Regions from separate parts of the Homo sapiens genome. Here region 2 is linked to region 1. The links are chromatin loops, found by intact Hi-C in ENCODE. Cell type or tissue: Calu3. All regions are shown on one strand.

Region 1 (2,500 bases):
CTAAAGTTTATCTACAAAGTTGAATGAATTCAAAGTTAATTTGGATAACTTTTTTTCTGATCCAAAATTTAGTTCTGAATATTAGGTGAGTTGCCTAATCTGACAAATTCAAAGAAATTTTGAGCACAGATATACATGACATATTATCCTAGACATTCTATCAGACCCACTAGTAAAATTTCTTGGATCATTTCTCCTTAATATATGAAATCTTCTGAATAGTATAACCCTGTACTTCCTTCAACTAAGACTTGTCTAATGATCTCATCAAGGAAACTCTTGCCTAGACTCTTGCTTTATATTTAGATCTATTTCCACTGGCAAACCTTCTTGATTTTTCAAACATGGGTACTTAATAGTTTTAAATTATTTTCCACTAACTGAAAAAAAATAACGTTTAAAAGAGATTATTGTGTATTACTAAAGAAATATGTTCATTTTCTAAGAATCTATTTGCAAGCAGATATTTTTTATTTTAAAAAGACAAATTGTACACACCAGATACAGTGACTATAAAGCTCACTGATTTGTAATTAGTGACCTACATATGCAATTTACCATCTCTGAGACCTTAAACCTGTCCTAGGTGTAATTAAATGAGTAATGTATGTAGAAGCACCATAACTTTCAAGCGTCATATAAAATGATAATTTTGTATTATTAATACACATATTATTAGCATTCATTCATTCAACAAACATTTTATTTAGAACTCTTATTTAGAAACTAGGCATTATTTTCTTCAAGTGGCTTTTCCTAACCTTTTCCTGCCTACCTCCCCAGACTAACTCTGGTTCATCTTTATAATGCCATAATTTAGCTCATGATCTGAAACATAGCAAGAACTCAAAAAAAATTTATTAAATAATTTCAGGCATTCTTAGCCTTCTACTCTCTTCTACTTCTGACAGTATTTTCTAAATTAGGTTGTGTTAAAGTTACCTGATAACTCCCAGTTTCATTCCATATGACCTGTAGTCTTGAGCATTTTCATTTTGAATCAGTTTAAACTTGGCAGCATTATTAAGGTAATTAATGCGCATTCATACTTTGAGTTTTATATCTTCATTTAAACTCCATCTCTTTTTAAAAATTTAATTATGAAAGGCCCACCATATGTTTAAAAGCCATTATGATTGTTTAGATAGGGAGAGACTGGTGCTCCCTCTGCTGGCTCTGAAGAGAAAAAAGATAACTGGAAAACCATTGCAGAATTAGACTGACATTCTGGCCAAGGCTTGCCACCCAAAGGATGATTTTAGAACTCTGAGATGCTTTACTGAATTGACTATATAACCTGAACTACACTAAAATACCACACTAACACCTATGCTTGTCAGACATGAAAGAAATTATAGAAAGTGGTATCTTAAATTCAAGGTTAGAAAAGCTTTTTATTGAAAATAAATCTATATTCTAAAAGCCCTGATTTGATTATTATACAATTTATGTATGTAACAAAATTGTACTTGTACCCTAAACATTTCAATAAATAAAAAATAAATAAACCAAGAAGAATAAAACAGTAAAAAGCATAAAATAAAACTTGACAGCTGGTATTAAAATAATAGGTGTATAAAATAACAATGATAATTTTTTCTAGGTGTGAGTAGTTGTTAACTTTGCAACTCCAACATATTATGTGTGTAGAGTATTTTACAGTTGTGACATAGATTAATGAGTATTATGCCAATTGATCCACAAAAATAAATGCTTACAGTTAATAGGCCAATAATATTTCACCGTTGTTCCCTCCATTTGAAAGAGAGGAATGTCACCAAGGATGTATAGCTCTTCTACAGGACCAGCAAAATAATCCCATGACCACTTCAGATATTAATGATAGCTAAACTCTAATGAATGCTTACTATGGCTAGACACTGTAACAAGGAGTTTATAAGCAATGCCTTCTTTAATTCTCGTAACAGCCCTATAAAGGAGGCATGATTATCATTCCCATTTTATAGATAAGGAAATTAAGCCACAGTCACTTTCCAGCCCAAAATTCAGGATGACACCCCAATATCCAAGGTAAATCATGTGAAAACTCACAGAAGCCAACTCAAACACAGGTGATAAGTTGCATGGAAATCGCACACAATGTGGAGTACCATGAAATATTGACATACCGAAGTCTATTTTATCGACTAGAAACAAAATTTTTAGTGGTGAATATTACAAAAAATATATATATATATATATATGAGTACCAACCAAGGTATATTTGTATTGCATATGTTTAAATATAAAAGTAATATATACATAGACTCTAGATTTGAAGGAGGATCTTAGGTCCCAGAATGTCTTCAGCTCTAATAAACATGGACACCTTATGCCTTGCAAAATTATTATTCACTTATTAAATTTAACAAAAGCTAAAAATTCTTCAGATTATGTTTCAACTCTTTTCAAATCAGTCCTGGAAGTCTCCCCATCTCCTTTTACACGATAAAAATTGGCATGAATTAAAATCTTTTGAACCCTCCCCTAACCATTGGGT
Region 2 (2,500 bases), 130 kb before region 1:
ACAAGGCTGCCCCCACTTCAGAAACCAGCCGCAAGTCCCAGGTTTTCTGTACTTCTGACTGAATGACTATAAATTAGAGGTTCCTATTGCCACCTCCTCAGGTTCAATAATTTGCAAGAAAGAACTCAGGAAAACAGTTGACTTATGTTAAAAGAGAAACCTTAGACAAATTAAATTTCACAATGTTTAACTGAGAAAAGAAAAATCTGCAAATCAAGCAGCCTTTGACCAAGAATAGGTTCAGAGAGACTCTGCTGCTGTTGCATGATAGGAGAGGATTTATGGACAGAAAAAAGAAAGTGACATACAGAAAACAAAAGTGAGTTACAGAAACAGCTAGATTGGTTACAGCTTGGTATATGCTTTATTTGAGCCTAGTTTGAACAGTCACCCACTCTTGATTAGCTGAAGCTCAGTGATTGTCACAGGAGTAGGTTACAGAATGTTTACATATCAGTTAGGTTACAGTTCATGACATATGGAGAAACCTTTGGGCCAAACTTAAAATTTGCAAGGAGGCAGCTTTAGGCTAAGCTTAATTTAATACTTACTTTTACTAGCTTATTATAAAGGATACATCTCAGGAACAGCGAAATGAAAGAGAGGCATGGGGCAAGGTACTGGGCGAGCTGGGAGGTGCACAGAGCTTCCATACTTTCCGGGTTTGCAATCCTCAGAGCATCTGGATGTGTTCACCAACCCCAAAACTCAGCAACTCAAAAGTTTTTATAGCATTTAATCATCCTTCTCCCCCCAACTTCCAGGAGGTCCAGGGGTGGGATTCAAAGTTTCAGCCTTCTAATCACTTTATCTTCCTGGTGACCAGCCCCGTCTTGAGGCTAGAGACTCTACCTCCATTACATTTTTAGACAAACTAAAATGTGATCAAAAGAGACTTTTTTAGAATAACAAAAAACATTCCAATCACTCAAGAAAATCCAAGAATTTTAGGAACTCTGTGGTAGGAACCAGAGACAAACACTAAATATACTTCTTTCTGTACCATAATCTGAAATTCAATGTAACTGTGTAATCACCCAACAGGTTCTTCTTGCCTGATGCATGGATAAAATCAATATACTGAAACATGGCAGTATTGCAGTAGAGAAAGTGTTTAATTAACACAGGGTTAGGAAAGTGGATTTATTTATTACTCAAATTAGCCTCCCTTAGAACTCAGAGGCTAGGGTTTTTATGGATAATGTGGTAGGCAGGGGGCTGGGGAATGGGTGCTGCTGATCATTTGGGGATGAAATCATAGGAATGTGAAAAATAGTCCTCATGTCCCAAGTCAGCCTCTGGGTGGGGCCCACAGGACCAGTTGACTCATGAGTCACAGGCCCAAGTGGAGTCAGTCAGTTGCCTGAATGCAGAAGTCTGAAAAACATCTCAAAAGACTAATCTTAAGTTCTACCTAAGATGGTAGAACCTCATATAGATAAGTGGTGTTATCTGTAGGAGCAATTGGCAAAGACACAAATCTTGTGACCTCAGGCCACATAACTCCTGAGAAGTGGGGGTTATAGAAAAGCAAGCTAGGAAACAGTGGCTGGTAATCATTTAACCTTGCCTATATCTTAGCACAATTCAGGCCTCTCCCATAATCCTAATCTTGTGGTTTTACAAAGGCAGTTTCATTCTTAGAACAAGGAAGGGGTCAGTTTTAGGGCGGGATATTATCATCCTTGCTTCAAAGTTAAACTATAAACTAAATTTCTCCTGTACTTAGCTTAGCCTACAACCAGGAATGAGCGAGGACAGCCAGACTATGAGGCTAGAAGCAAAATTGAGTCAGACATGCTAGACTTCTCTTGCTCTCATATTTTTTGCAAAGGAGGTTTCAACTGGACATCCTGTATTTTTATTTGCTAAGTCCAACAGCTCTACACCAGATAAATCTCTTAAATATTTTCCTTCCATAGCCACTCTCCAAATATTTTATCCTCTGAAATTGGCTGATGGTTACAAGAGATGTGAAACCGTTTCTCTGGATTTTTTAGCTCACTCTGCTTGAGCACCTTACTTTAGAATTTCTTATCTACTGTGCCCTGGCACATTAGTGGAAACATAATTTAGCAACCTGTCATGCTAACTATTAGCAGTAGGCACTTTGCAGAACATTGGAGATGGCAAATCCTTATAAGAATACTCTATTTTTAAGTGGACTTTGAACATTCACATTAGAGACTGTTTGAAATAACCATAAGGGCTCTGACACAAAGAATTAGTATCCAAGTAACAAACAGCCTAGTATGAGGACAGCATAGTACACAAAGAAGTGAATCAGCAGATACTAAAATGAAAACAAAAGATGGAGATTACAGAGCACACAGGAGCAGCTAGCTAGCTCTGTTAGCTATAGCTATAGTTTCCTATCACTTTCTTAAAGAACATTAAAATTAGTATAAGAACAAACATTCAACATTTACAAGTTTTGCATGTTATATTAAGTTTATTTTATTTTCATTGTGAATTGTCTGCCATTTCTAATGAATCTTTT

What was found. A loop is a pair of places that touch in the nucleus more often than their neighbours do. Peaks named below come from ENCODE experiments on the same cell type or tissue, not always from the same donor. Only the 100,000 strongest peaks of a DNase experiment are listed, where the experiment ranks them.
Region 2: a loop joins it to region 1, with 3 times the contacts of the local background. A loop is called at or near these places in 2 of 110 quality-filtered maps.

The regions. Positions count from the first base shown.
Region 1 is chr2:138,372,981-138,375,480 of GRCh38, forward strand. No RefSeq gene overlaps it. Among named protein-coding and RNA genes, the nearest start is that of SPOPL-DT, 130 kb to the right of the region's middle. In Calu3, a CTCF peak has its summit at 1,179 (motif pointing left); a DNase peak (open chromatin) is centred at 1,181.
Region 2 is chr2:138,243,259-138,245,758 of GRCh38, forward strand. No RefSeq gene overlaps it. Among named protein-coding and RNA genes, the nearest start is that of LINC01832, 140 kb to the left of the region's middle. In Calu3, no CTCF peak of the experiment used is centred here; a DNase peak (open chromatin) is centred at 1,313.